Regions from separate parts of the Mus musculus genome. Here all the other regions are linked to region 3. The links are chromatin loops, found by intact Hi-C in ENCODE. Cell type or tissue: heart. All regions are shown on one strand. Each heading gives the region's core, and the rest is flanking DNA. Links, peaks and the distances in the headings are about the cores only.

What was found. Hi-C counts contacts between places; a loop is a spot of excess contacts. Peaks named below come from ENCODE experiments on the same cell type or tissue, not always from the same donor. Only the 100,000 strongest peaks of a DNase experiment are listed, where the experiment ranks them.
Region 1: a loop joins it to region 3, with 7 times the contacts of the local background. A loop is called at or near these places in 24 of 42 quality-filtered maps.
Region 2: it touches region 3 in a loop (2.8-fold over the local background); 16 of 42 quality-filtered maps call a loop at or near these places.
Region 4: a loop joins it to region 3, with 11 times the contacts of the local background. A loop is called at or near these places in 7 of 42 quality-filtered maps.
Region 5: a loop joins it to region 3, with 2.8 times the contacts of the local background. A loop is called at or near these places in 2 of 42 quality-filtered maps.
Region 6: it touches region 3 in a loop (2.0-fold over the local background); 4 of 42 quality-filtered maps call a loop at or near these places.

What each region holds. Positions count from the first base shown.
Region 1 is chr15:25,438,211-25,443,449 of GRCm38, reverse strand. All of the region lies in intron 1 of Gm48957 (predicted gene, 48957), which reads right to left. Among named protein-coding and RNA genes, the nearest start is that of Gm48957, 27 kb to the right of the region's middle. In heart, for the core only: a CTCF peak has its summit at 2,289 (motif pointing left); DNase peaks (open chromatin) are centred at 1,759 and 1,999; H3K4me3 peaks cover 800 bases; H3K27me3 peaks cover 1,553 bases.
Region 2 is chr15:25,714,316-25,719,554 of GRCm38, reverse strand. All of the region lies in intron 4 of Myo10 (myosin X), which reads right to left. Among named protein-coding and RNA genes, the nearest start is that of Myo10, 94 kb to the right of the region's middle. In heart, for the core only: CTCF peaks have their summits at 1,258 and 2,329 (motif pointing right); no DNase peak of the experiment used is centred there.
Region 3 is chr15:25,621,246-25,626,484 of GRCm38, reverse strand. Myo10 (myosin X) reads right to left here and starts at 3,935. Exons shown (of 41, transcript NM_019472.2): 1 at 3,455-3,935. The coding sequence starts at 3,475. In heart, for the core only: CTCF peaks have their summits at 2,015 (motif pointing right) and 3,811; DNase peaks (open chromatin) are centred at 844, 3,264 and 4,064; H3K4me3 peaks cover 2,477 bases; H3K27ac peaks cover 1,473 bases.
Region 4 is chr15:25,483,589-25,488,827 of GRCm38, reverse strand. No RefSeq gene overlaps it. Among named protein-coding and RNA genes, the nearest start is that of Gm48957, 72 kb to the right of the region's middle. In heart, for the core only: a CTCF peak has its summit at 2,449 (motif pointing left); no DNase peak of the experiment used is centred there.
Region 5 is chr15:25,785,255-25,790,493 of GRCm38, reverse strand. It overlaps Myo10 (myosin X), which reads right to left. Exons shown (of 41, transcript NM_019472.2): 27 at 4,448-4,691. Among named protein-coding and RNA genes, the nearest start is that of Retreg1, 55 kb to the left of the region's middle. In heart, for the core only: no CTCF peak of the experiment used is centred there; no DNase peak of the experiment used is centred there.
Region 6 is chr15:25,534,611-25,539,849 of GRCm38, reverse strand. No RefSeq gene overlaps it. Among named protein-coding and RNA genes, the nearest start is that of Myo10, 85 kb to the left of the region's middle. In heart, for the core only: no CTCF peak of the experiment used is centred there; no DNase peak of the experiment used is centred there.

The DNA.
Region 1 (5,239 bases), core at 603-4,602, 180 kb after region 3:
CAGCTTCTAGGTTGCAACTGTGATGCAACTAAGTGAACCATGATCTGGGAACCATCCAATGGGGTGTGTGGTCCTAAGAGGATAGACAAACAACACCAGACAGAGGAATTTTTCAGCTTCACTGCCTCTCATGGGACCATGGTTACATCTGCCTACCGCCCATCCCCCGTCAAAGTCCTCAGGAGGCATGCTGCCATGCACAGACCATCTCCTAAAGGCAGCTGCTTATGAGCTGTCATTTGGGAACATTTATTCATTCTTTTTATTTATTAATTTATTTATCTTGAGACAGGGTTTTTCTTGGTAGCTAGTTTTGGCTGTTCTGGAACTCACTCTGTGGACCAGGCTGGCCTGGAACTCAGAGATCTGTCTGCCTCTGCTTCCAGAGTTCTGGGATTAAAGGCGTGTGCCACTACCACTGAGCCATTTATTTATTCTTATAAGTGATAATTAATAATACAGGGTAACCGAGTGAAAGAGGGAGCTGGAAATCCTTTCTTCGGAGTTCTGTAAGATGAGGACTTAAGATAGGAAATTCAACTCTTCTTTGCATCTCAGAGATGTTATCTTTATGTGCTATTTTCCTCCTTTCCTCCCCACCCCCCAGTATTTTTTTCTTATATAACATATTGAACCTGGAGTCACGTGCTTGCTAAGGAACCACTCTGCCAATGGCCTATATACAGAGTGTAAATGCTGCCCTCTTACCTTTCCCTTCTCAATGACTTAAGATTAGGAAAAAGTTACCGCAATACTTTGAGACTCGCGGGAGCACAGTGGTTTAAAACACCAGGCAGACTATGTAGCTTTTTGGTCTTTTAAGTCACACAAATGGATGCAGAAATCACCGAGAACTGTTGACTGGGAGAGGGAAGAAACAGAGAAAAGGGGAGACAAGAACAGAGAGAATGTCCCAGGACCTTGCATTAATTAAGGGTCTCTTCACAGGGTTCCTCTGTTCCATCGACTTCTTTCTGACTTTGGGGTTAGTGTCCTTAGGCTGCCAGAACAAATACCACAAGCCGGGTGACTTGGACAACAGGACCCTGTGTTCTCACAGATCCAAGGGTTAGGAGTCTGGAATCAAGGCCTGGGAAGGGACGTTTCCAGGGGCTTCCACGCAATAGCTGGTCAGCACTTTGCTCCTGACTGCTGGGCTGTCACCAGTCCTTGGCGTCTTTTGTTTTATAGATATGCCACTCCAGTCTCTGCCTTTGTTGCTCCATGGCAGGTCTCTCTGTATCTCTAAACGTCCTCTGCTCAGAAAGATGACAGTCACTCTGGACGGGGACTCTCCCTGATGGCTTCTTTTTAACTTGATTACATCTCCAAAGAACATCACACAAGATGGGGAAGGGGATCTTGACGCAGTTTGAAATGCTATCCTATCCTTAGCTCTGACCAAATGAACGGAAGGGTTCCCTTGGCCCCAGGCACTGTGAGGGTTTTCTGTGTGAAGGATGCTTCCGATGGCCGGGGTGCCCAGTGCGCACGCGCACACTGGCTGAGCTTTGTTCAAAATTTCTGTCCTGGCTTCCCTTTGCCTTGTCCCAAGCCCTCGGGTGTTCAACTCCTAGACTAGGATTTTATTTTTAGAGTAATGAATAATTTATGTTTTGAAAATGACTAATGAAAAAGCAATCAACCACTTTGGGCTGGATCAGAGTCTGAGGTTCTGGTCCCTGGCACTCGCTTCGCATCTCTCTGCTTCAGCTAGAGGGGAAGGTGTCTGCTTGACCTTTTTTTCCCTGTCACATGACGCCTTCCACAAGTAAGCTGTGTCCTCCTCAGGGAGCGCACATGCGACACATAATGAAATTAAACCTCTGCCACTCCAAATTCTCACTTTCAAGGGTCTGCCACTTGCCTACTTTTTCTTGTTTCTGGGTATCAGCAGAAGTGGGGTGGGGGGGTGGGATGAGGGCGGAGTAGCGAGGCACAGAGTAGGATTTTTTTTCGTGATATTTTGGGCTCGAAGCCTCGTGCGCATTCTTGGGCTGGTTCGGGTTTCCGGGGCACGTACACTCTGACCTTAGTTTGGGGCCAACCCTGAGCGCTTCAGTCAGCTACTTTTTAGCAACGGCGGCCAGAAAAATACTTTTTTTTTAAAAATTTATTTTCCCGTGAGTGCCTTCTGAAATTGTTTTGCTGTGCTACGTCTGAGAAACAGTAGCATTTCGTTCCCCAGAAACAGTTCCTTTTTGGCATGTTAATAAAATGACCGGTGTTACCTAAATTAGGGGTTTTGAGTTTGTTCTGGAGCTTTTTAAACTACAGCGCCCCCTAGCGGGAATTTTGTGATATTCATGCTTGTTCTGGTTGATCAGTTTTCGTCCATGCTTCCAAAAAGTTGTTGTGAAGCTACTATGAAGAACCACAGGGGTGGATATTTCATAAATAAGCCAAAAAGAAAAGGAAGTTTTATGGGTTTTAAAAAAATGTTAGCTGTTTTCTTTCATTTTACCACGTAATTAAAAAAGAGTTTCTCCTGAACCAACAACCTATATGGACAAGTGTTTGGGAAGAGACCCTTGAGTCTCTGGTATGGTACATACATGTCTCTTTAAAGGCATGTCCTTGAAACCAGAACTCAGGGGTTTTCTTGTGTAAGGGGATGGTCTAAGAGAAACATTGAGTTATAGACCTTGTTCCTTACTGGCCTTGGCTTGTCAAGGGCTCTTATGGGGTAGACTTCTGAGACCCTTGGAACCTGGGGGGCTTAGTTAATCGCCCCCTCCCCCACACAAGCACAGAGCCTTATATGAATCCCTCCAGAGAGTTGGAGTGTGTTCTACATTCAAGACCTCATAGGAAAGATCCATAGCCTCCGTGGAAGGAAATTTACAGATTCCCGGATTCATTGACTTACAGTGGGAAAGGGGATAAAATCGCTTGGCTGGAGTTTCCCGTGTTACAAAGTTAGTAATTAACCGCAGCGAGGCGAAGGACAATCAGAGGCTCACTGAGAATGTAAGAGTAGTAACAGTATGAGCCATGCAACCCCAGGCTAGGGCACAAGTCTCAGAAGGTAGATAGGGTGACCTGGGACTCCATGCATGTCACACCGGATCCTAACACTCTGAGATCCAGTAATGGATAATGTCACCTTGTCCCTTATAGGATAATGGCATTTGTGCATTTACCTGTCGTGATTTGAATGAAAGTCAGCAGTTCTCTTTTTGAGAGTCTTTGCTGGACGGGAGTCCATTGCTTTTCTGGGCAAGCCTTCTTTTCCTCAGGCTCACACTCGTTATCCCCTAGTGAAAGGTTTAATTAGGCACAGGGCACTAAGGGCTTGCTGCAAGTGTGAGGAGCTGAGGCAGGTTCCCAGAGCCCATGAAAAGTAGACTATCTGTAATTCCAGTGCTTCTAGGGCAGGATGCAAAGCTGAGACTGGAGGATTCCCAAGAGCTCACAGACGGATCCTAACACTCTGAGAAGCTGTTAGCATTTCTGGGCTCATGGCCCACCAAGCCAACCTTCTTCACACCATACATGTATCCTTATGAGGGTATCTGCCATGGATGTAGGTCTCACACAAGTGATCAGTAATTGTCCCATTGGGGAATTTCCCCATTGGCTTCTTGTTGTATGCAACAGAGAACAATGAGAGGAGACCCTGTCTCAAAGAAGGGAGGGGTCAAGGCCCACCACCGGGAATAGTCTTCTCTGACTTACACAACTACACATGCTTCCCTCCTGCACACAAGCATGCGCACACATGTCCACAAACATCGCTCATGGACATGCTTACACTCAAGATTTAAAGAAAAAGATTCTGTTGGTCTTCCTGTGGAGTCCCTGTGGGAGGGAGCCATGTGATGGGGGTGGGGGAGGACTGGGAGGAGAGGGAGGCAGATACTGGGATGCAAAGTGAATGAATGAATGAATGAATGAATGACTACCTACAAAACCCCATAAAAAAGAATGAGGTTTTATCCTAAATATACTTGTTCAGCTTTTCCGACACTTGACGGCCTTTCACATGCTTGTTTCAGGGAGGTTACAGTCCGCCATGGTCAACGCAGTACAGCTCTTGGGGTTTATATTCTTCTGTCGTGTGCGCACACAGCCGCTGTCGTGCAGCTTTTGCCTCCCGGGCTTCTGCATCAGCTTTTACTGCTGGTTTTGGATCGTGGCAATGTAGAGAGTTGAATGATGACCCCTCCTCCAAACAATTGTCCCCAACCTGATCTCCAGCATATATGGACATTTCCATATTTGCAGACATATGAGTTAAAGCTTTGGAGATGGGGAAATTACTGATCACTTGTGTGGGACCTATGTCCATGGCAGATACTCTCATAAGGACATATGTATGGTGTGAAGAAGGTTGGCTTGATGGGCCATGAGCCCAGAAATGCTAACAGCTTTTCTGGAAATGCTGACGGCAGGCAGGAGCTAATAAGAAGCAAGGAGACATTTTCCCCAGCACAGCCGCACTAACACCTTGACCTATGGCCTCCAGGCCTGGAGGAAGTTACATTTTTGTTGCTTTGAGCAACTAAGTTGCAGTTACTTATTTGGGCAGCTACAGAAGGCTGGCTGGGTCCTGTTTCTCATATTTCCTGATATAAGACAGCCAGTCATGGTTTGCTTAGTTAATGTTACTTCCAACTACCAACATTAGAAAATTAGTGTCTCTGTGTGTGTGTGTGAGAGAGGGGGGGGGCAGAGAGAGAGAGAGACAGAGACAGACAGAGAGATACCAGGGAGGAAGGGAAAGAGAGGGGGGTGAAAGTTAGAGGAGCTTGCAGGAATCTGGTCTTTTGCTCCACATGTGGGTCCCAGGCCAGGGATGGAGCTCTTGTTGTAACACTTGGTGGTGGCAAGTGCCTTGACCCACTGCACCATCTTGCTGCCCCAAGCCTTTCGCCTGACATCTTGACTCACCCACCTCATTCAGGCTGAGTGCATTTTATTTGTGGCGTTTTTATCTGCTCACTGCATTATATTTGTGGCGTTCTAGTCACATGATGGGCTGGCTCGACAACTACCTCTGCCAATCTTTGTCTAGCACTGGAGATCTGTGGGTTTTTATCAGCCCGCTGAAAAGAAATGGATTTATTTTAGCACATCACACATTCTGGAAGAAAATGTTAGGAAAGGTAGAGAATGGAACAGTTTGACATCTTAGAAGGAACGAGAGTCATGTGGTGCTTTTAAGCAATGGCACAGAAAGATATACCTTCTCAAAGCTGTTTATATTACATACTTTATATCCAGTCTACAACCACTA
Region 2 (5,239 bases), core at 767-4,766, 93 kb before region 3:
CTGGGAGCAATGTGCTCTTTAATCAGGAAGGAGGCAGGCGAGTACCAGCAGGAGATGGTGCTAGCATGCACTGACTCTCCATGCACGGGGATGCTTGGGCTGTTAGCAGGACAGATGGGAGCTACCTGGCAGTGTTCTAGATCCATCATGTCTAAGATGATGTCTGGTCCTTACGTTCCACCTTCCTGCTTGTGAATACATTTCCTACTCAACCGCACCCCTCCAATCTGTTTCTCGCTGGGGTGGTTTTGCTGCAGGCGCTGGACAGGGCTGAGAAGCTGAGACACCGGTGAGCCAATCACCAAACCTAGGACATAGGCTCTTTGCCTTTCTGTTTGCCTCTGCTGATCAAGCATGCCCTCTATGCATCAAATTCCAAAACAACACATTTTTCTTAACATAAAAATCAGATCAAACCTAATTTCTATCATTTCCTAGTTGATAGCTAACTAAAGGAGCATCTCTAGGGTCTAAAAGATTATGTCCAAAGGGTTTTTATTTTTATTTTTTAAAGATTTATTTTATTTATATGAGTACACCAGAAGAGGGCATTACAGATGGTTGTGAGCCACCATGTGGTTGATGGGAATTGAACTCAGGACCTCTGGAAGAGCAGTCAGTGCTCTTAACCACTGAGCCATCTCTCCTGCCCATGTCCAAAGGTCTTAGCAAGTTAAAACAGTCCTCACATCATGGCTTCGGTAGTGAGCCTTTCTCCACAGATTTTGGTCCCATTCCAGACAGTCCTCACCCATACACATGTCCTTCTCCTGCTTCTGACTGTAAGTCACAGACCATGCCCTCTGTCACATGTTCTCTGTCTAACCAAACACCCAACTCTGGCTCAGTACCCAGCAAGACACACTTCAAGAAACAAAGAGGGCTGGTGAAATGGCTCAATGGTTAAGAACACTGACTGCTCTTCTGAAGGTTCTGAGTTCAAATCTCAGCAACCACATGGTGGCCCACAACCATCCGTAATGAGATCTGACGCCCTCTTCTGATGAGTCTGAAATCAGCTACAGTGTACTTACATATAATAAATTAAAAAAAAAAAAAACAAAGATCAAAAACCCAGTTACTTTTATACCATCCCATAATATAAAAGGCCCAGTTAAGAAGTGGCTCCATTTTTGACAACTCCAAACACAAAGCAAGCAAAGACCCTGAGCACTTCCTCTGATTTACTCATCCTTTGGTTGACAGTTAGTTAAGGCTGGCCGCCTACCACATATTGTCCTGGTGTGAAGCCACACAGACAAGTTAGCCTTAGCTTTTTACCCAGGACAAAAGTTATGTTTTGTTTTTTTTTTTTTTTTTTTTTTTTTTTAGATTTATTTATTTATTATATGTAAGTACATTGTAGCTGTCTTCAGACACTCCAGAAGAGGGCGCCAGATCTCGTTACGGATGGTTGTGAGCCACCATGTGGTTGCTGGGATTTGAACTCTGGACCTTCGGAAGAGCAGTCGGGTGCTCTTACCCACTGAGCCATCTCACCAGCCCCCATGTTTTTTTTTTTATTTTTTACTTTATTTTATTTTATTTTATTTTATTTTTTTAGACTGAGCTCTGTACTGGGCCCTGAAGGAAGGACTAGATTATACAAAAATGGAGTCACTCAAGCCAAGTGCTGCACAGTCAAACTGAAGCCTTGAGGAAGCACATGAACCGCAGGTCTGACGAGGTTTTCCTGAAAGCAGGAAACTCCAGTCTGTCTGGGTCAGTCTGAGAAGGAAGCTCCTCCTTCGACCCCGGCAAAGGTAGCACGGAGTCGGCCAGTCAGTGTGGGTCTCCTGTTCCATCCCCTGCTCTCATGACTTGCCCTGTTCTGCTAACTCCCAGGGAGAATCTCACTCTACTTAACGGCTTGAAGGTTCCCTCAACACCTAAACCATGACCAGGAGTCAGCAGCTCCTACAGGTACATTTGCTGTGACTTCTGTCACCTGACACTACACTGCATCTCGAGAGTTCACTCACATTCAAAAAGACCACAACAAGCTAATCTCTCCACACACACACACACACACACACACACACACACACACACACAGTGGTAGATCTCAAACATACAGACTCATACACATACATTTTAAAAATTTTAATTTTTTTTTAAAAACAGAGTTTCAGAGCAGAACAACCTTGAAACAGTACACAATGGAACCCTAAAGGCCCGGCATTGCCATGCCCAGCTGGGGATCTCAGCCAAGGCTAAACTACTTGTTTTAAAATTTACTTGATAATGTGGAGGGCTAGAAAGAGAATATTCTGTGATTTTAATGCCAAGAAGGCGAGAGACCATTGTGAGACTAGCAAGACACACAGCATCCACCAGGGGGCAGATTAGGCCCAAGGAAACCAAACAGATCCTTGTATCTAGCAACCTAGCTCTTGTTTTCTTAATTCCAATACTTTCTTTAAAGAAATGGGAGAGACGGGACAGGGAGATAGCAGGGCAGGGAAGGGGAGGAGAGGGAACAGAAGGGGAGGAGTAAAGAAAAAGTAAAAAACAAAACAAAGAAAAACAAATCTGCTGGTAAGTTCTATTGAACCAAACGGCCTGCGTGGTGTCACTGCCCAACACTGGAGAAGCAGAGGCAGGCCAAGGCTACAGAGTGAGACTGGGTTTCAAATACAAAACCACCCCACCCCACATTCTAGTGACGAGTCAATTCTTTTGCTTTTGAATGGGGTCTCACTACATAGCACTGGATGGCCCTGGTAAAACAGACTACCCTCAAACTCTAACTCTGAGATACTTGACCCTGTCTCCAAGAATACTAGGATTAAAAGTCACCGTGCCTGGGCCACAAATCCATTCACAAAGACTCTTGTGGATTCATTTAGCTACGTAAAGTTACTTTCCCTTTTTTAGTTGTTCAACACAGGGTTTCTCTGTGTAGCCCTGGCTGTCCTGGTACTTGCTCTGTAGACCAGGCTGGCCTCATCAACTCAAGAGACTCACCTGCCTTTGCCTCCCAAGTGCTAGGATTAAAGGTATGCACAACCATCACTCAGCTGGTAGCACGTTTTTATCCCAGCATTCAGTAGACTGAGATAGATATATGTATCCTGAGTTCCAGGCCAGCCTGAGCTACATGCGTAGAGCCTGACTTACAAAAGCAAAACAAACCAGCAATCTTACATGATGTTTGAGTCACAAGTCAAGTTCCCTTATTAGGCACGCTATTGCTTATCCACAGTGGGTATCCTCACTTGGACGGACTCTCAATTATCATGATCCCTGTTTGATCCACTTAACACACTGACAAGCTACTTCTGCAGCCTCACGTTAGCTTTAGCGTTGCTACAGTGACCGAGAAGAGAACAAAGTCCATCTCTCCCCGGGCTTTGGGGGAGGGGAAATCAGTTCATCCATCCATGTACATGTCATGTCTATTTGTTCAAAAGAGAAAAAGCAGGGGAACCTCCCACAAGTACAACGGCCGGATCCTGCTGTATGAAAACGGTATGGTTCCTGCGATGGTCGGTCATTAGAGCATGCTCACATCACAGGCTGCAAAAGGGTCCCATGCCTTCATGCCTGGCAGTGTATTGTTCACTGATATATTGGGCAGTAAGAACTCATCTCAGCCATCTTTGGGCATGCTCTCCCTAGCCTGGGGTCTGCGGTAGGACCTCCACTGGTACCCCTCCCCCACAGGAAGAGTCTCTCCAATCTGGGGAGAGGATGGGGGGCGGGTACAGCCTGCTCGCCTCAGATCCAGTCAGTCTCCACCACCTGGGAACTGTCCTCCGATTACCTGGTTGGGTGTCTGACCAGGTCTGTCTGTGTGACTCGGGGCTACAGTGTTGGCAAGCTTGATTGGCTTGGGGTCCAAAAATGACAGACGGCACTCTCCATCTGTCCCTGTGTCGTACTGTCACAGAACTTGAAGTCCTGTGGGTATTCATATACTGCCCTCCCCCCCAACCAAACTGTTCTTCCCATTTCCTTCCCTCTTCAAATAATAGAATTATTTTGTCACAAGTTGGGGCTAGAAAGCCTTGTAAAACAGCTGTCAAGATCATTCACAGTGGCAGTTCTGTGGCCTGTCACTCCTCAGTCACTGTCATGTCCCATGAGTGGGTGCCTGGAGGGACACGTGAATGAAGAGCTTGGATATTCCATGGAAACCTCAACACTTCATCACATCTGTGTTGGACATCATCCAGACCGGACTCGCCACTCCTGCCACAGCCTCTCAGAGCAAACAACAGGCTCCAATAGGATATATGCAGTGGGCCAATTTGCATTCATTAATAATTAACATGTAAGAAGCATATAAAAATGTACTCCAGGTCTTTTTAAAATGCCATTCTAGGTGGGAAGGGTTGTCACGGTGGGGGCTCCGGTTACTTTATTTTCCGAGTAAGTAAGAACTGGGTGATCCTGGAGGCTCAGGAAGAAGAAATGCTGTTTGAGAGAAATGTGAGCTACACAGTAAAATCCTGCCTCAAAATTAACTCAAGACAGAAAAGTATACAGACAAGTTAGACTTGGCTCCAACAGGCATGTGATATCTAACACAGTTAATTTAAATAAACATGCCCTTGTACCATTCTCTTAAGGCATGCACAGCAAGCTTTCTCTCTCCACCTAACTCATAGGTAAACTTTAGGATAGCGGTTCTCAACCTTCCCAATGCTACAACCCTCTAAAACAATTCCTCATAGTGTGGTGACCCCCTCCCCCCACCATACAATTATTTTCATTGCTACTTTGTAACTGTAATTTTGCTACTGTTATGAACTATAATGTAAATACCCATGTTTTCTGATGGTCTTAGGCAACCTCTGTGAAAGGGTCCTGTGACCCCACTCCCACTCCAAAAGAGGTCCTGACCTATGCGTTAAAAACTACTTGCTTAACGGGCATTCCCATTATTAAAAAAAAAAAAGACTCTTAAAAATATTTCTTAAAATCAGGATATTGTTAACTAAAGTGATTTCTATGTATATAGTAGATTTCTTCTACAGCACAGAAAAAAGAAGTCTTGCTCAAAACATTCAAGCATTGTGACTAACATCCTAAAATACGTAAAATATTTCAAATATCAAAGAGCCACTGAATAGACAGATTGACAGTGCTTCATCTGTGAAATGGCCAGAAGAATAATGCAAGATAATTGGGAGTAAAGAGGGAAAAATGGGAATAAATGATCGAACAAATGAATGAACGGAGGGCCTATGTAGGGCAAACCGCCAACCCACACAATCTGTCTGCAACTGAGCGC
Region 3 (5,239 bases), core at 459-4,458:
TTTGCGCGTGTGGTTTTGAGTCTTTAACTCCAGACCTTTACCACTAACTTACACCTGCAGCCCTCCTCGGAACATCATTAGGGCTACATTGTAAGCCAGACTGAACCAGACTCTGAGAAAGAGGCTTATCTACCATATGTTCACTAACAAGCTGCCTCCTGAAACATTACGATCCGCTTTCTACACTTACATTTATGTATATGCAACCTCCATAGATTTAGTATGGACATGAACGTGTCCATTTATGTGGTTGTTAATCCCTGAAAGGTCTGCTACTCAGAGAGCCATTATGCCACACCTCTGCCTAAAATAAAAAGCAGAGCTGAGCTCTTTGGAAATGCTTGGCGCCCCACTGTATTCCAGACACAACCACAGGCCCTTGGCTCTGGGGATGGGAACACAGAGCCCACTTAAAACCTCAACGATTTTGCACAACAGTCTTGTCATTTCTGCAGCGGAACCTTTGCTATTCTCTCTCTCTCTCTCTCTCTCTCTCCCTCCCTCCCTCTCTCTCTCTCTCTCTCTCACTCTGTGTGTGTGTGTGTGTGTGTGTGTGTGTTTTATTGTACATAATTGCTTCTGGTTACAGACATACCTAAACCTAGTTTCTGCCTGAAGTCAACTCTTTAATAACAATGTCACAAGAAATGCAGAAAACACAAGCTTTCCTACGCATGAGCACACACAATTAACTCAAGAGAAGTCATAAAAACTTAATGAAGGCCATGAAGAAACTGAAACCTGACTGGGGAGTTTGGCACACTCCCTTTCGCCAATCCTGGAGCGAATTTTAAAGGCAGCAGTGTCAGCTGATTGGCACAAGCCCTGCAAGCTTCCCTGGCCACTGGCCCCTAACAGGATGTCTGATCCCAGTTAAACCAGGCAAGTGCAGACAAGAAGCGCACACACAGGAATTAGGACCATGAGGCAACTGCTTCTCTCAGGGCAGCTCAGCTGGGAGTTGTTTTGTGGCTGTAGTGACTTCAGTAACATCTGCACACATTCTGGGTGTTGAAAGTTGAGGGGAAGGGTACATGTCTTGAGTGAGTGAAGGTCAGAGATGTTGCTCTCTGTGCTATGGGCGTAGACAGCCCCTCCAGCAAAGAGGTACCTGGCCCCCAATGACAAAGGTGGTCTACGCAGCAGCCACACAGAATCACAAGTGTCTCCTACTTCCTTGTTATCTGACTCACACATGTAAGGCCTCACTCGGTTAATTTCTTTTTTAGTTGTTAGCATGAGTTTCAAATTGTTGGCTAACAAGCAACAGGTCGTTATCTCTAAATCACAGAGAAAAGTTAACAAAGAGCAGAACACTGCTTAGTGTTAAGGAAGGCCTAGAAGCTAGCTTGCTCCTGGATACCAATCAGTCCCTAGAAGCTAGTTGCCCTTGGACACCATGTGATTCCAGCGCTTTCCAGTCTAACTGGATAAACCTTCTCAGGACAACTGACGGTGTTCTCAGACATTAAGGTAAAAGGCTCTATGTCAGGTGTGTGTCTCCCATCACTACATCACTGTTTAGCTTTTTCACCTGCCCCGCCGCTACGTGGAGGGCAGAATGCTGACAGCTGACTAGAAATCACTATGATAACATAAACACTAGAAATCATGATGTTAACATAAACATGCCAGCAAATTAAAAGCAATATATATATATATGTGTGTGTGTGTGTATGTGTATATATGTGTATGTATGTATATGTATATGTATATGTATATGTATATGTATATCCCAGAAATACCAGCCACCGGCATCAAAGGGGAAAGGCTAGGCCTCCAGTAACACATTCTTCAACCTTGGGCTGGTAACTTACTAATCTTTGGGTTAAGATTCTTCACTAGAAAGAGGAAAAATGAAAATAGGCAACCAGTAAAGACAACTTCACTGTTATTCCAATCACGGAGATCTCCTCACAGAGAAACACAGGTGAAAAGGAGTTTTTGGAATTACTGAATAGTCCCATAACTTAGAGGGGTTAGTGCTAGGGTTAAGTTTCCGCCACTAACACTAGGGGGCAGAGTTCTACCCAAGGGGAGACTTTGGTCTTCAGGCTTAGGGAGACTGGTGGCCCTTCAACAACCACACACAAGTTTTCTAAAAGATCACCAAGTCAAGAACTATTTTCCCTAGAGACAAAACCTCATTCTTCTTATAGATAAAAGCAACTAAAAACCCAGCCTAGCGGTAATTTACTGTTGTAGACCAACTCAAAAGTCCTGCTGCCTTCATACAGGTAGGAAACAAACACCCACGAATTTAAAAAGCCATTAAGGAGTCTCTAGTTTCTATATATTTCTGAGGTCTCTATTTTCTATATATTTCCCTTCTTTTAAGTAATGGATGGTTAATGTCTTTCCAGGATGCCTTTCAGGGTGACAGAGACAAACACTTTGGTAAAAGTCAATTCGAACATTATACAATACATCACTGTGGCCATTATAAGTAGCTGTCTGAGAGTACAGTAAGTGAACGTCAGACCTTGAAACACTATAGCCAATTAACTCTGACAAAGCAAGCTAGCCAAAGCACAGGCAAATTCTCACCACTCTGATTTGCTGGAAGATTCCAAGACTGTCCTGGATTCACAAAAACCTCACCCTGACTTTTCAGCAAAAAATCTCATCAGCCTCTCTCAAAGTCAGCTAAGTTTACTCTGAGCCACTTCAAACCTCAAAACTTAAACAGAATTTATTAAATAAACACAACCAAGAAAGGAATCGGGGCCAAGAAACCAGAGCGGCTCTCCATCCCTGGGGGAAAAGGGAACTTTCAAGTCCCGTCTCAAGTAACTGTGGTGTCCCGCCCTCAAAGACCCTAAAGCGGGCATCGGTTTCATCTTCTAAAATAACCATTGTTTGCCCTAAACAAATTTTATTTAAACTCGAATTCAAGATCTGCCAAAAAAAATGGCATTAAAAACAAGATCATTCGGTCTCGTACTCTGGAATTATCTGCAAACCCGACCTGAGCAGTACTAGTAAAGTAAGGACCCCAGACTTGAAAGCCCAATGAGGCAGGGCAAGCAGTGACCGAGGACCCAGCCGGCCGGCTCACACTTCGTTAGCCGGCTCCTCTGGAAGCCACAGGAAGCCCGCACGTTCAGCAAAGGAAGTCCCAGACCTTTCTTGGAGCAAGGCACCTCCCGGCTGCGCCTTTTACCGCGTTTCCTGCACCCGAGCCGTCCGGTCCGCAGCTCTCCCCCACCCGGCGCCCGGGGACTCACCTGGCGCGGAGTGTCAGCTAGCCACCCACGCCCGGGGACATGCGAGCGCAGGACAAACTCAAACCTGCCTAGGCTTACTCATCCGAGACTCGGGGCCGGCGGAGGGAGTGGGGTTTCAGGAGATTCCCACAAAGTTTCCCCTCCTGGGGACGCGCAGGCGCTGGGGCGCGCTCGGTGTGCCGGTCCGGGTCCCGGTCTCAGCCAGGTCCTCCCCGCCACTCACTCACCTCGGGAAAGAAGCTGTCCATTGTTCCGGCGCCCGCACCTTCCCGGCACGGCTCCAGTCGCGGAAGTCAGCGCAGCGGCAGGTCCCGGGAAGCCACGCGTGTCACGGTGCGCCTCGGGGCGACTCCAGCCCGCGGAGCCGCCGCTCTGCCATCCCCCGGTCGCTGCTGCTCCTCCGCACCTTTTGTCCGCGTCTCGGACCTCCTCTGTCCCAACCACAGCCTTTGTCTCTCCTTCCTCCAAGTTCCTCACTTCTGGGCGAAGTGCTCCCGGGAGGAGAACAGCTGGTGGCACATTCTTCCCGAGCTGGGGGAGGGCCGGCAAGGGGCTGGCGACGCGCCTGCCTCCCTTGGAGCTCCGCCGGGGGCGCTCGGTCCCAGCGGGGGTGGGGTGGACGACTTCGGATCACCAGCAAACCAACAACGGTGAGCTCTCCCGCCCCAGGCGCGGCCGGCTCTCACCAGCTCTCCGGTCTCGCTTACCCTTGTGCTCGGTCCGCCCCGCCCTCAATCCCAGCCCCCAATATATAACCACGCCTCCACGAGTAAAGCCACGCCTCCTACGGACCTGGCCCCGCCCCCAGAAACTCCTCCAACCTGCGGAGACTGAGCGTCTGCTCTCAAATATACCCAAACCCCGCCTACTCGACTCCTGGTCACGCCCATTATAGCCCCGCCCACAGCCTGCTCGGGCTTCCTACATGCCGCGCCCTCTCCCAGCTACCACCCAAACCACGCCCACCGGATGCGCGGCCCCGCCCCTCGGAGCCCTGCCCTGTGCTTTCCCTGAGAGCGGCGGGTGCGCGGAGTCCCAGCTACCGCCTAGATCCACTCTGAATCCATAGAGCAGTGTGCTTCTCCTGGGTCTTCTTGCCACCGGCCTAGGCGCTATTAGATGACTTGACTCTTCCCTCTGATCGTAGATACTAGAAAGTTACCCGGGACTGAAGAGGAGGGGCCCCACGGCGGTGAATGTTAGACACCCCAAGAACCTGCTCCACGTGGATCTCATCATTGCGACTCTATCGTGCGATCCCAGGACAGGAAGCGGAAAACAGGAATCTGAACTTTTGAAAGCTGCTTTTCCTTGTTGAGTTTCTCTGCTCCAAGTGGGTTTTTTGATAGCCACAGGGAAATGTTTTGTATACTGGAAGGGGACGTGTCCTATAGCACTTGTAACTGTAACCTCTTTTTCTGGACGTAAAGGAAGTAGAGCAGATGCGAGAGAGATGGGTAATTGCTCTCGGTTCACCAGGAGTCAGTCCTGATTCTCACCGAGACAACTCCAGCTTTATTGTGGCCAGGAATCTGGGGATCCTGTAACACGGACTGGGATTCCTAAGTCTGCTTTCCTAACAGGAGTCCAGAGGGCCCTCCAAAGCTGGTGCTTGGCCCACTGCAGAAAGAACTCCCAACAGCTCAGAAGGAGTTTCCTTCTGTAGCAGTTTAGCAAGATCAGGTCACCCAAGTACTGGATCTATGAACCCTTTGAACCAACCGGCTGGGTGTTGTCAGACTCACTCCGGAACCACACAGCTGGTCCAGCAGCAGGTTGTTAACTGGCAAGCTGGGAACAACAATGAACTGACTTGAGAAGTTCTACTTAAAGGATTTGTTAACTGCCAGCCGCTTGAGAAAGATACTTTCCAGGGCAGTCTTTCTGGAAACAGACACAGCCTTCACTATCCCAAGCTGCACCCTGCCTGGTTAGGTACCCGCTTCTTAGGTTTTTTTTTTTTTTTTTTTTTTTTTCCAGATGTTGGAAGATCAATCACATATTTGGCTTTT
Region 4 (5,239 bases), core at 467-4,466, 140 kb after region 3:
ATCAATATTCATTGATAAATCATATTTATGCAGATGCTCCTGTATCGCTGGCTGATCTCCAGCTCACCAGGTAGCCAAGAATGACCCTCCACTTCTGAAGTGCTGAGATTACAGGCTTGGCCATTACCCCCACTTATGCAGTGCTGAGGATTAGGTCCATGGCTGGATGAGATGTACATTCCACTCTTCCAGCCGAGCTTTGTCTGCTGAGACGATGGCCCATTGGCTGCACTGTATAGATCACTGTGATTATTTCCAGACAAACCCTCTTCCCATTGAATCTACCAGCAAACTTTGGGCTTTAACTGGGTTTGGTAATACACCTTTGTAAACCCAGGAGTTCGGGAGGATTTAGGAAACCAAGGTGTGTTAGGCCCCATTTTGGCCCTGGTTTGGGCCTTGAGGACAAACCTGAGCCTGGCTCCAGTTTCTGTGGCCTTGTGGCAAAGCCTAAGCCTGGAGTTTTGAGATCTGTCTCAGTCACTTCCATATTGGATGACTCAGCAAGACCTGTTTGGCTTTGCCTCTGCCCTGCCATTGCTGATATAAAGCTTTGCCATTGGCCCTGTCACTCATTCCATACCCTCCATCACCCTTCCCTGCCTCCTACATCATCTTACCCCACCAAAAATTCTCCCTATGTTCTTAACTTATATAAGTGAGAGGCTGATGCCATAGAGTTGAGTTCCTGCTTTAACAAGACTCCCAGCTCGGTGTGTTTCTTTTGGGCTGAAACACTCACCATCCTGCTCAGCCCTGGAGAGACCCTGGCAGAACTGGGACCTCTCTCCTCTCTCCTGGACCTACCGGCAAGGAGCCAGGAGAGGTGGAAGAGTCAAGAGAATTTAAGGCCATCTTGTATTATACAATGAATTCAGGATTGTGTGTGACCCTGTCTGAAACACAACAAAACAGAGAGAGAGAGAAAGAGAGAGGGAGAGAGAGAGAGAGAGAGAGGCAGAGAGACAGAGAGACAGAGAGACAGAGTCAGAGAGATAGTCAGAAACAGAGAGGCAGATGATATTAGTAAAACAAGATCCTAGGTGCCATCTGGGAATCGAGAAAATCTATAAATTGGTCAGTGGGTGTCTTAGGGTTTTACTGCTGTGAACAGACACCATGACCAAGGCAAGCCTTATAAGAAACAACATTTAATTGGGGCTGGCTTACAGGTTCAGAGGTTCAGTCTATTATCATCAAGGTGGGAGCATGGCAGTATCCAGCCAGGCATGGCGCAGGAGGAGCTGAGAGTTCTATGTCTTCATCCAAAGGCTGCTAGTGGAAGACTGACTTCCAGGCAACTAGGGTGAGGATCTTATGCCCACGCCCACAGTGACACACCCATTCCAACCAGGTCACACCTATTCCAACAAGGCCACACCTCCAAATGGTGCCACTCCATGGTCCAAGAATATACAAACCATCACAGTGGGTCAGGGAACTAATGGCAGTTTGTGACTGACTTGTTCCTGTGCTTAGCTCTCTTGTCTATCATGTGTAATAAAATAATAGAGAGTTGAGACCTGTGCTTTAGGAGTGGAGTGTATGGAGGTAGAACCCTAGGCAGGATTGAGAGCCCTTTGGTCAATGCTGAATACAAGACCCAGGCCTTGCTCTGCAAGGTCTCCACAGCCAACACTTCCTTGTTAGCACTGCAGAAATAGGACTTGCAAACCTTCTTCGTTTTTTAAATTTGAAGGCAGGATTATCTGTATCCCAGGCTATGGTCAAGGACAGCCTTGAACTTGTGATCCTCCCATGCACCTCCACGTCCCAGTTTTTTTTTTTTTGTTTTGTTTTGTTTTTTTTTGTGCTAGAGATGTAGAGCTGGAAGCCAGGACTCCATGCATGCTAGGCAAGCAAACTGGTACATCTCTGACCTCCAGCCCTTCTTTCCCTAAAGCTAGGTTGCCTCTCAGGAAGAATATGAGAGTTTCTCCCTAAAGCCTCACAACAAAATGCACTGAAACCACTAAACAGAGATAGGTGTGGGGACAGAGGTGGCTTGGGAAAATTCATTTCATAGCCTGACAGAATTATCTTAAATAATAAATAAAGAGCCAATGTCTGCAGACCTCTTACTGACCTGCACAGTATTCGGATCTATATATGTATATTAATAATAAAACTGACAGAAATTAAGATGGTGCTTGGCCCTACTTCGCTTACCTACTGGGAAATGAAATTGTGTTCGTGCTTTTAAGGGGTGGCTGGTTTCCATCACGGAGAAAGCCAAACTTAAAAATAAGAAAATAACTTTAAAGTATGTATTGGCGTTTGATCAGCCAATTTCACATTTTACAAACTGTAGACTCAGCCAGATATTAGACACAGCAAGAAACCCAGAGCTTGGTTTTCAATTCATTCTTCCTTGTAAAAATGCTGTAAATTTCAAATCCATGATTACACTGTGTTATTTCACTGAGACTAGAATAAGCCCTCTGGTGGCCAGTTCAAAACTTAACAAACTGAATTTCCTGTGTCCTTCCAAGGGGTCCACTCTCTGTAGGCTAACACTTGTGGCTGTTACACCGATTTTCACCCACGTTTTACCACTTGGAAAAGAACAGTGCATATATAGTACTGTTTTCACATGTGCCCCGAAAGAATTGAATACCTCAAAGAAACATACGCTGTGTAGGCCGCAGTTTTAATAACAGGCGACTAGCTGGCCCTGTGTGTAGGTCCCTAACTGTGCCTTTCTGTGGGGTTCTGAAATTGCACACTGTGTCCTCTCACAGTGAGTATGCCACTTGGCTCTCGAAGGCTGTGGCACACACTTTGTGTACCTGAAGGCAGAAGACTCCTGGAGCTGGGGCTGGGGCTGGGGCTGGGGCTGGGGCTGGGGCTGGGGCTGGGGCTGGGGCTGGGGCTGGGGCTGGGGCTGGGGTTGGGGCTGGGGCCCTCGGATCTGAACTGCTTTAGTTCTGACCAAGTCCATCCGTTTCTTCCTACCCTCCTGCGTTGACCCTGAACTCACAGACAGATGATGGAGCAAGTTCTGTTTTTCCTTTGCCTCCCGAGAAGCCAGATCTTGCTGTCCCACTGGAGCTGCTTCTTGTATGGCTGGCTCTTCTCCGCAGCTCTCACTTCTAAAGGGTTTTTCTTTGGGGATGTACTTTTTTGTTGGTTTGTTTGTAAAGTGAAAGAATGACAGAGTCCTGGGAAACTACAAGAAACCGAAGGGAAAGGCAGATGGAGAGGTCAGTTCCCTTTCACCTGACCTTTCAGTGGTCACGCATTACATAATCAGTATACAGTCAAAGCCACGATGTGGACTTTAGTACCGTCCGAGAGAGACCGTAAGTGAGAGACCGCTGGGCTGGCTAGCTTTATGTAAACTCAATACAAGCTAGAGTCACTGGAATGGAGGGAGCCTTGGTTGAGAAAATGCTTCAATAAGACCCATCTGTTGGCAGGCCTGTAGGACGTTTTCTTAATTAGTGGTTGATGTGGGAGGGCCCAGCACATTGTGGGTGGTGCCATCCCTGGGATGGTGGTCCTGGGTTTTATAAGTAGGCTGAGAAAGCCAAGAGGAACAAGCCAGTAAGTAGCACTCTTTTATGGCCTCTGCATCAGCTCCTGCCTCCAGAATCCAGCCCTGCTTGAGTTTCTGTCCTGACTTCCTTTAACAATGGACGACCAGGTGGAAGTGTAAGCCAAATGAAGTCTTTCTGCCTCATGTTGCTTTGGTCCCGGTGTTTCATCACAGCAGTAGAAATCTTAACTAAGACAGCCGTGTTCAGCTTTCAGTACCTGACACACACTCATCTGTGTGTTTGTGAGTGTGGGGCATTCTGTATGATGTTATCACACAGGCGTGTTAGTCTCCTCTTTACCACAGTCTGTACACAACTGTGCCTCTAGCACAGGCTTTCTCATGCTACCACTGTGTACACACACCCGGCTTCCCCACGAGCCTAAGCACATGACAATCACACACGTAGTTATTTTTCCCCCTCTAATTTTGAATGTGTTGTACAAATGGAGTCACAACTTTTTGAGATGGACTTGCTTTTACCCATAATTCCTCTGACCTATCTGAGATGTTCATGGTGTGGATTTTCCATTCACCCTCTGAGAGGCGTTTACAATGCTTCCAGTGATTGGCTGCTATGGACGTTCTTGCACATGTTTTCCCTAAGTTCTTTAAGTTGCTAGAAGAATTCAAAGATTCAGTAATGCTTTTTTTGTTTTTTTAAAGGAGAGTCTATTCAGTGTTTTTCAGATGGAAGCCATATTATGTATTCTCACATAAATCTCCTTCAGGAACTTTTCATGGAAGTTCTGATACTTTGTAGTAGCAATAAGTATCATTTACTCCTGTGAATTAAGTCTTATTAAAGGACCAGTGATATCCAGCTTTTGGCCTTGTCACTGTCATCAATCCCAAAAGGCACCTTATGATCAGTGGGTTTTTTTAAAGGAGTGTTCTGACATGGGAGTGGCTGCCCACAGGTAGTGAATGAGTCTGCAGGACTTGGGGGATGTGCTATCTCTGTAATGCGCATACCAAGCTAGAGATTTTACTTTTCTTTTTTTTTTTCAAGGATGTAAGTAATGACAGAAATAATATAAAATATGTCAATGTATTTTTTTGTATTGGTTGTACATGGAAATGATTATATGTCTGTGCACATTGGGTAAAATAAGAGATACTATTAAAATTATTATTGGGGAGGCAGCAAGTGTTCTTAGTAGGTAAAAGCACTGGCCGCCACAGTTGGTTATCTGAGCTGGATTTCTGGGACCCACACGGTGGAAGGAGAGAACTACAGCTTGTCCTGTGACCTCCACACTCATACTGTAGCAGGTATATAGCCCCCCCCCCCAGTGATTTTAAAACCCCATGAATTGCTATGTCTTGCATGTGCTGAGCACCTCCTCTGCCATTGAGACACACTTTAATCCTCTTAGAATACTTTTCTATCCACTTATTTTTTTACTTTGTAAATGTGACTACAGAAAATGTAGGACTGAGCACGGGGATCCCTGATGGAGGAGTTGGAGAAGGGACTGAAGGAGCTGAGGGGGTTTGCAGCCCCATGGAGGGATCAACAGCATCAACAGGTCAGACCCTCCAGAGCTCCCAGGGACTGAACCACCATCCAAAGAATACACATGGAGGGACCCATGGCGCTGGCTGCATATGTGGTAGAAGATGGCCCTCCCACCCTCCTTCCCTCCCTCCTTTCATCCTTCCTTTCTCCCTTCCCTTCTTTTTATATTTCCTTCCCTC
Region 5 (5,239 bases), core at 500-4,499, 160 kb before region 3:
GGAAGCCACCCTAGTTTGCGCTCCACTGATGGGATAAACACCAGGACCAAAAGCAACCCAGGGAGGAAAGAGTTATTTGTTACACGTCCAGATCACAGTCCATCACCGGGAGAAGCCAGGGCAGGAACTGGAGCAGAGGCCATGGAGGGATGGTAGTTACTGGCTTCCTCAAAATGGCACAGTTAGCCTGCTTTCTTATGTCACCCAGGGCCACCTACTTAGGGCTCACACTCCTCACAGTGGTCTAGCCTCTCTTACATCAAGCATAAATCAAGAAAATGCCCCCACTTGGAGTGGCCTGCAGGCCAGTCTAATCAAGGCTTTGTCTCAGTTGAAGTTTCCTCTTCCCAAATGACCCTGGCTTGTGTCAAGTTGCTAAAACCCAACCAGCACAGGTCCTCGTAGGCAGAAGAACGAGCCCCAGGAATACTGGCTCTTTCCCTCTCAAGAACTCAGACCCTCCATGTATGTTAAAGGAGGCTTCAGACTCCATGACCAGCCTCACAGCTCTGAACCTCAAAATCCCAGAAATGCTCAGAAACAAAGGCAGGGCTAAAGGAGCGAATACGCTTCTCTGAAGTGAAGAGGGCGGTGCTGTTGATGGGGCTCCAGTATAGCTGGGTTCCAGTTCAGGACTTCCCCCAAATGGTGACTAAAACAATAAAGCCAAGGCCTTCTGTTGAGAGAGCCTCGATCTAAAGAGAGCAGAGGGCATCTCGTCATGTTAGGAAACAAGCTCTCAGAGATGGCTGCATGGACAGGAAACAGATCGAGGATTACGTGGCCTGTCGAATTCTGCCGGTCCAGATGTGGGGCTACTGTGGGAATCCAGCAGAGCTGCAGTGCCTGGAATACCCTGTTAAACCCACATGTGCAGGAAGATACTTGGGAAAACAAAAACAGTGGTCAGTGCCCGATGATGCAAAGAAATCCACTGATTTCCTGGAACCAGAGGACGAACGGAAGGCAAGCATTCAGCCTGACTATACTATACAAAGAGTACCTCGGGGTAACCACGGGCGGTAACCATTAGGAAATGTTTTCTTTATAGAAACACTTTAGGCAATAGGAGAGTCCAACAACAGCAGACTCAAAGTACTCAGCAGAAAGAATGACTCCTAAACTGAGATACTGGGAAGGGAAGGAACAGGCTCAGCCAAGCAGTCGCGCGTAACCAGTGATGCCTAGAAACCCGGGAAAGAGTCTTTGACTCCAGCTGCACATGAAAGACAGGACAGAGGTGATGGGAATCTATAAGCCTGAAGATGTGTGATCTTACGTCAACCAGACATGTCCAACCCACGGGCAGGGCCCCATGGCCCAGGATGGCTGGGAACGTGGCCCAGATGTACTGAAAAGAGTGTGCGGTTTTGTGGGGTTTTTTTGTTTGTTTTGTTTTGTTTTCTTGGTTTTCTTTTTCTCTTATTGTACAGCTTTTGAGTGTGCACCTTGCGACAATGTTGTGCTGCAGCATCAAAAGGCTGGGCACAGGCCTTACTGGATTCTGATTAAAAGAAAGAGTCTACATAAGCAAGAAAACCAACAGAGTAGTCTCTGCTGCGCCGATGAGGCAACTGTAGGAAACATGGCAGGAATCTATGGTAGGCGGTGACACTCTCAATCTGGTGAGAATGGATTGTGTTCCCCAAAGCGTCCCTAAGAGCATACTAACATATTTACAAGAAACGATGCCAGCAACTTGCTTCAGCAAAATGCACTTGGTCAGAACAGGTCAGTGGTTGCTCTGCATGGCTGGAGAGTCACTGAAGCAAGGTAAGGACGTGAATTTTGTTTTCCCCTATTCTTGTGTGCACTGAATGGTTTTGCGTGTCAAGCTGACACAAGCTAGAGTCATCACAGAGGAAGGAGCCTCTGTTGAGAAAATGCCTCCATGAGATCCAGCTGTAAGGCATTTTCCCAATCAGTGATCAACGGGGGAAGACCCAGCCCATGGTGGTTGGTTCCATCCCTTAGCTGGTGGTCCTGGGTTCTATAAAAAAGCAGGCTGAACAAGCTTGTAAGCAGCAGCCCTCCATGGCCTCTGCATCGGCTCCTGGCCCCAGGTTCCTGCCCTGTCTGAGCTCCTGTCCTGCCTTCCTCCATGATGGACTATGGTCTGGAAGTATAAACCAAGTAAACCCCCCCCCCCCAAGTTGGGTTTTCTAGCAACAGAAACCCTGACTAAGGAGGGGTGTGAATAGCAAAGAAGAAGGGACATGATGCTGTCCCTTGGTGTCTGAGGCTCTAGGACTCGCCTCAGACACTAATAGCAGCTACTGCAGTTCCTCACATTTGTACGTGACCCGGTACACTGCCATATCTAGGTCGACAGTAATACCCCCCTGCTGTCCCACACTGTGTCAGCAATAGCCAGGGACAAGCCTGTGTCTGCGTATTCGGGAGCCGTGCTGTGGAACTCTACAGACCCAAACGCCCTCAAATCTAATCTTGCTCCTAGTGAACCCCCATTGGACAGTCTGGAAAGACCCCAAAGTTTGCTGTCTGTTCCTTGCTATTGGTTCAAAAATCAAATACACAAACGCCTTGTTTTGCCTCTTTTTCCTTTCCACATTCCCATTAGGAATTTTCCTAAGTTGCTGACACTAGCTCATGGAGAACAATCTTCCATTGTTAAGGCCGGTTGGTGACTTCTGGGGCTAATTTCATCTCTCAAAGCTCATTTTGCCACTTTCCAAATATTTGTGGTTTCCCGGTTCTCAGCAGCATGGGGTACAGGTTATTCTTAAACAATCAGATTTTTATGCCCAGTACCTAGCTAACTGGGAAAAACAGCTGACCCTTGCCCCAGCAAATTTCTAAAAACATTAAATTTTAACAAAAACAGTGGTCCCTTGACAGTCGAGAGCCTTGCTTCTAGATGGGACTGTTGGCTGGAGAGGTTGTGTGGTATCCAAACTGCAGCTCTGTTCTTCCAGTGTGGGGGAATTGCAGGCGAGGGGTTAGGACGCACATCACAGCTAGAAGCTAGCAATTCATCTCAAAACCCGCCTGGCAACCAGCTCCCCATTCAACTGCTGTATGGCAGCCAGATCGAGGAAGAACTCGAAGGGGCCGGCCCTCCACGTCTGCCCTCCCTTTTCCCAGTTTGTTGTGATGGGCTCTCATCATATAGGTCAGGCTGCCCCCAAACTCTCCGGTAGCCCAGGCTGGCCTCAAACTTTACTTCTCCTACCTAAGCCTTCCGGAGGAGCTGAGTTTAGAGGTGTGCATTATACCTGGCTTTGTTCAAGACAACTTCCTCTGCGGGCGCTGCATTACATTTCCAGTGGGTGTATGTTCAAGGGCCTATCTGTCTACTGTGTGAGAAGGAACATCTGCGTGTAATTGCCACCGCATATAAATAAATGCATAAGTAAGAAAATAAAGTGAATTATTCCAAGACTGAGGCTTGCTTTCCAGTTCTTTCACAACTCAACCTAGTGAAAGTGAACTGTCAAGACTGTCTGAGTATCTCTACCAGTCTACTGCAGCCAAGAACTCTCGGGCTAGTGAGATAGTTGAGTCTGTAAAGTAATTGATATGCAAGGTGCTCTCGGACCTAGGTCCAAGCTGCAGAACCTACTTTAAAATCTGGGTGTGACGGGAAGAGGCGCGTAGACCAGACCCAACTGCACTTGGCGTTGAGACCTCACCTGTGCTACTATCTACACATACCCCTCTCCTTATAATGCCTCTAGCAACCTCTTGGTAACTCAGGACACTCCTGCCTGCCTTGAACCACATGCATACCTACCTACTCTAAACACTGAAATAAATGTCCCCTCCCCTTACCTACCACCAAATGAGAACAGTCTCTAGTTCATCATACTCCAGTTACAGCCAGGGAGAGGGGATTTAAAAGAGACTACTGGGACTGAAATTATTTTGAGTCCACGTTCCCTGTAAGTAAACACTTAGCAAGCCCCCCCTATTTAACAGCTTATGCCTATATATAATTAAAAGCCAATGCATTATGGGAAGGGTATACAGCAAAGGTTACATAACTAAAATCTGTCCATCAAAATAGAGAACCGCCCATATTACACCCCTAAGTACAGACTATTGCTCCTGTAAGTCCAATAAAAGACACCCCCAGGTGGCCTGCTGTAACCCCACAGGGGATTTCTGTGTCGGTACTTGTCTGTACCATCAATGTGCTTTTGCATAGCTTCTTCTTTTCCTTGCTAGTTGGTAAGGGAAAATAAGAACCAGCTGAGTGTGTTGGCACGTATCAGCAAGTCCAGCACTGCGGAGACAGAAGTAGGAGGATTCCCTAGGGTGTACTGGCCAGGCAGCCTAACCTATTTGGCAAGTCCCGAGCCCCAGGGACAGACCGCCTCTAAAAGGCGGCTTCTGAGGAACGCTACCCTACACTGATGTCGGCTCCCATATACACACACGCGTGCACACATCAGCTTAGTCAAGAAGCCGAGCTGCCATAACATACTTGGCGGTGCGGACTTCCACGGTGCCCTTGAGCTTCTCCTCGCTATCGTTTTCAAAGTACATCAGCTTCGACTGGCGAAGGACAAACCAGCGCTTCTTCCAGTTCCTCCGGGACAGCGTGGAGGAGCCCCCGCCTTTCTTGTGCAGCCAGCCTTGCTTGAGGGCTTCCTGCTTGGAGCGGAACCACAGGAAGGTCTCGTCCTTCAGGACACACCAGCGGCGCTTCCAGGAGTTCATTAAGCCACCTGTTTCCCCACCCCCAAGAAAGGGCAGAGAAAGGGTTACAGAGTCAATCAAGCCAAGCCACAAAATCCACAGGCCATTTTGAGCCTTGCCTCAGCGGACACGCACTCAACAGACCCTTGCCCGGTGGAGGAGGGGCTTGGGGCTTCTGCTTGGTGTGCAGAAGATGATCCGGCCCGGCTGTATCATCCAAGAACGTTGTTCCACCCCGACAGACAAAATGGCTCCTCCTCAGTTATCTGAGAAGTCCCTTTAAGCAGCCCACATGGCAGTAGTCAGTGACTGACAGTCTACCCAGGAATGACTGGGGGTGTGAGCAAGCCCCGTCCCACGGTCTCCTCCAAGTGCCCCAGAGTAGTGGACTGACAAAGGTCGTGCGTCCCTTATATGACAGATGCAGGAATAAGCACTGTCAGGCGCGCTAGCATTGCTGATGAGGTCTCACTTCCAGGGCAGGAGGAAGGCCAGTGTTTTGGGCAAACACATCTTTTCATAGGAAGACATCATCATCTGACGTGGATTACGGATGCAAGGCAAGAGGCTGAGACTA
Region 6 (5,239 bases), core at 605-4,604, 87 kb after region 3:
AAAGATAGGAAATGTTCAAGTAAGCGGGGCCAGTTGTCGCCTCAAAGGAACCTTAGCTTCATTGTTCTTCCGCAGCTTCCTTGAGAGCTGCTTACACAGTTTTTCTGTGAGATTGGCACAAGCAGATTGATTTCATAAACAGTCTTGACTGAGGTCTTTCCTTTAAATCCAGGCGTTGCATGTGACACGGACATATCTGTGTGAACTACGTACACGTATGGTGTTACACTGAGCATGCTTTACTGAGAAAGCGGGGCGAGCTTCGAGAACCACTCCACTTAGTTCTTCATGCCGGGAGGCTTCTCAGGTGTCAGCTGGAACATGGTGACAAGGCCAGTTGGAGGGAGTGTTTATGCTTTTGGGTTCAAGACAGGCAGATTCTCAGCAACCTGGAACCAGCTGCTGTTCAGAACAGCAGATTTACTCAATGGCCACATTATAGTGAACTGATGCAGAGACTAGCATCTGTCCCCCTCGTTAGTATTAGTAGTGATTCCCACGTTGAGAAAAACCTCTGGAATTTCCTAATGTAAGGAACACCCTTGTGAAAATCTCTCTCTCTGCAATCCCACCTACAAGGCTGGGCTGGGAAGAGGCCGAGCCACTCCTGTCACCCTCCTTTGAAATCTGATACTCACCTTTTGCTCCTTATAGGAACCACTGGTGCATTTAGAATTCTATGCTCCCATCTTTTTCCGTTACAAGGGCAAGTTCATTAAATTAAAAGTCCTGTGTATGCTGGAGACTTTTATGACAGCAGAAGTTAAGTGGGCAAGATGATATTGACCCAGTTACGCTGGTTATATCTCCTTAAACAGTCTGCTGATGCACCTTCTCTCACTTGAGCTGATCATTTCTAGAAAGTGGTACATGCAATATGTTGTCAGTGGCAATAGCGTTAAGAATTTAGAAGAAATTCAGCTGAAATGAAATTAATTTGTGTGGAATGTCTGCAGTTCTGAACTAGATACAAGGAATAATGAGCAGAAAAAGCTGTAGAAGCCGGGCAGTGGTGGTGCACACCTTTAATCCCAGCACTTGGGAGGCAGAGACAGGTGGATTTTTGAGCTCAAGGCTAGCCTGGTCTACAGAGTGAGTTCCAGGACAGTCAAGGCTACACAGAGAAACCCTGTTTTAAAACAAACAAACAAACAAACAAACAAACACAAAAAAGGCTGCAGAAAGAATTAAATGGGGTGTGTATGTGCACATGTGTGCATGTGTGTGTATGTGAGTATACGTGTGTGTGTATGTATGTATGTGTAGGTGTGTATGTATATGTGTGTATATATAGGTATGTTTATGAGTGTATGCATGTGTCTCTGTATGCATGAATGTGTATGTGTCTATATGTGTATGTATGTGTTTCTGTGTGTGTGTATGTCTCTATATGTGCATGTATATATATATATGTGTGTGTGTAAATTTGTCTATATGTCGTGTATGTGTGTGTGAATGTGTATATGTGTTTGTGTGTATTTGTATGTCCCTATATGTGCATGTATATGTGTGTATATGTGTGTGTATGTGCCTATACGTATGTGTGTGTGAATGTGTATGTATGTGTTTTTGTGTGTCTGTGTATATATGTGTGAGTGTATGTCTCTGTATTGAATGTATGTGTTTATGTGTGTGTGTGCTCTAAACACCATTTTTGTGGGTAGTGTAGGTTGTATTGTCCAGCCCTGGATTTGAGTTTAGTTTAGATTAGATTAATTAAATGCAGTAGTAATATTTGGCTAAGTCTTGAATAGGAGAGAGAGTAACATTTCATAGTCCCCAAAGTCTCGGTTTAGAAGAGATGAAGCAAGGCACATTTCCTTGTCCCTGTACTGAGCCAGAAAAAAAGGGACCGTGGTGACAGTTCCATGAAGAACTTGAGGGTCACAGGGCTTTCATCTGTCTCCAGAGATCCTTGCAGATTGCTGTGAAGTTCCCACACATCTTTCGTAGGATGGAAAACCCTCAACTAGGCTGACCTTGTGTTGCCTAGCAGGGAGACAGAAACCCCGAAAGAAGTGAAAAAGAAAACACTTGTATACACACGTACGCATACTTTGCCATACAGTATGCTTAGGTGGCTGGGGTGATGTTTCTCCTCTGAGAAGGAGAATCCTGGAAGCTCAGCTTCCAGGACCTGGGCAAGGTAATCAACAGTCAAGTGCTACTACATAAGTCTGACTCTAGGCGAGTTCGAAGACAGCAAAGCAAACGGACCCACTGCCTGGGGGGTGGGGGGTGGGTGCGGGAACTGTTTTCTTTTTTTCTTTGAATAATTTTTAAAATTTATTTTTACTTCATAGGACCCCAGGGAACTCTGCTGCCCTGTACTGTGGTGAAGCAGAAGTCCTGCTCCATTCGAAGAGCGAAGAGCGAAAGGCAGAAGTCGGGAGGAAGCAGGCAGGGAAAGCTCCGGCTTTGCTGGGAAGTGATCTGTGCTCTTCAGTGAATCTATCACAGAGGTGTATTTCAAGATGGTGGCATTGGTGTGAGGCGGACCAGCCTGTGCTGTACGTGTTTGTTTAGGAACCCCCCCCCCCCTTCAAGGATGGCAGACGTGCGACCTGTACAAACTGCACCAAGAAAGACCCATGCATTGTAGTAAGAAACAAAACAAAACAAACACAGCAAACCAGAAGTCACAGAAACAGTTCTTGTTTTGCCAGAAGATGTCACCAAGGCAGCGGTGGAGAGGTACCCCGGAGGACCAACCGCTTCCGTGCGGAGTAATAAATAATGTAACTATTTTGGTAGACAGTACTGTTGTGGCTTTACTTAGAAGTCACGACAGTGGGGACTGGAGCACTTGGAATCCATCTGGTTGAATTGTCAGGAGAGAGAGAATCCTTGAGTCTGGGACAGCTAACCTTCTCTACCGCCCGGAAGCTCTGCACATGCTCCTGTTCACAGGCTCTCTGAGATAGACTAGACGGCTCAGCAAGGCTTACTTCTGCGCTGCAGTGTCCACGGAATGTCTAAGAAGGTTGCTTTGTGATATGATGAGTGGGCACTGTGGTTTCTTTCATTCTTGTCTGCCCAGGGGATGAATATAAACTCCCGCTCCTTTTCTCGGGGAGTTTTTGATGCCAAAGGAGAAGGTATACTGAAGGTAGGAGCCAGGCCTGTGCGGCTTGCTTCTCTGGCCTTCCTCTCATTGGGGGTGGTCCGACTGGGCTGCCAACCACGTGACAACCAAGGCGAAGCTTCTACATGCTCTCTGGCAGCACCCCAGAGGAGGTTCCAGGAATCCTTTGTCTCATGTATCTTGCCAATTCTGAAACTTTTTGCTGACCAAGGCGTCTGTGTATTTTTAGCACTCCTGAAGCGCAGACTCCATTTAATGCAGGATCAATTACAGAGCAATAAAGTCCAATAGAGTATGCACAAAACAATAGCGGTTGCTCCTCTGATGCTCCGCCTGCCCATCTGAGCATCGCCCCTCACTTCTAATCCCACCAGATAAGCACTGAAGCACTGGCCTGGGTTTTGTGTTGATCCTACCCTGCTCTCTTGTGGTTTGTTACACTGCTTTGTCTGTGTCAGAAAGCCATGTGGAGTCACACTGGGTGAGTTAATTTTTCCACTCAACAATGCTTTTGAAAGCAGTTAGTGTAGTTGTGCATAATATAGTACATTTATTTTCAAAGTTGTATAATAGTCATTGTATAGAGAACTGAATGGTACCTCTTTTGACTCTTGATTGACACTTGGATTTTTTTTAAGTGTGCTATTGATTAAAAACATTTAGGAATGTTTTCCTGGTGCACAAACACTGAGCTAGATTGTGAAGGCTCTTTGGTTTTCAGACACCTTTCACTCAGAGCACATGAGCAAGAGAGGAACGCCTCAGGACTGGAACTGTGGTGTATTTTAGCTTTTAAAATTAAGAGAGAGGGAATCTGGAGACCATCGACCCACAGACATGATGCTCTTCAGGATATATTAAATCCTGTAATAGAAAATTAGGTGTGATCTATACTTAAGGGGATTGGCAAAGAAGGCTGTTTATGATGGCTCGCACCCAGCACTCAGGAGGTTGAGGCAGGAGGATTGCGTGAGTTGAAGACCATGCTGGGTTACAAAATGGGACCCTGTTTCTGAAAAACCACACCAAAATAGAAAGACTTAAAAAAACATAAGAGTCCCTATGATTTAGTATAACAAGCCATGACAAACAATGATCAAGTCTTTCAGTGGCTGTCGGCTCTGATAGGTCTAGGGAGCACTGTTTAGTCGGTTTGCCTTGAGTATTCTATGAGGCTCTCTGTAGTTCTCAGGTCAGGGTTATAGGGAAGTGGGTGTTGGGGAAAGAAGGAGTGGGAGAAAACCCACATCTCACCAGAGTTCTGGTGCTCTGGGTGGGCAGATGTGGAAGAACTGCTGCCTGCTTTCCATGCAGCCCCATGATGGGTGTCTGGCTGTGTGAAGCCACTAAACCCAAGCTCAGTGGGTGGTGGACAAGGGGCAGTCCTAGGTACCAGGTTCTCAGACTTGGGCATCTCATGCTGGACACCTCAGAAGAGCTGCGAACAGAATGGGGGCCCCAGGGGCAGCTCAGTCAGCAACTGGGCCAAAGGGAGGAGAGGCAAGGGGGGGGGGCGCTAGATGGTTCTCACACAGGCAAGAGTTCTTGGTTCTGTCCATAGCTGAAGTGCAGAAGGCCTTCCGGCAGGAGGTTAGACATGGCTCATTAGGGGAAAGCCTATCCCATCGTTCAAGCACGGCCTTGATGAGCAAAGACAGTCTATGATTTTAGAGCTTTATTGTAGAAAGCCAGAGAGAGAGAGAAGGTACAAAGAGAAAGGCTGGCCCTGGCCACGTGGAGAGAGGGGGAAGGGAAAGAGAGAAGGAGGAATAGAGAGTAAGACAGGTGAGAGCTTAAAGAGAGTGAGGAGGGACCAAGCAGCCCCTGTTATAGTGGGCTGGGCTATCAGGTAACGGTAGGGAGGAGCATACCTGGCTATAGTCAGGTAACTGTGAAGATGGAGTCTAGCCAGAATGCCAGAAGCTTGGGACATTGACTGCATGACTGATAGACACACACCTCTCCTGCTGGGGGCTGTGGGGGTGGTAGCTTCGACAGGAGCCAGGGAACCAGGAGATATGATCTAACACCATCCATCCCATGTAAGTAGAAATCACCACCCATAGGGTCCACCGGGGTTCAAGACTTATGGTCAACTGGAGACCAGGCTGTCTGTGCGAAGCCCACTGCCCTTCAAGGGTGATTTCCAGTGGT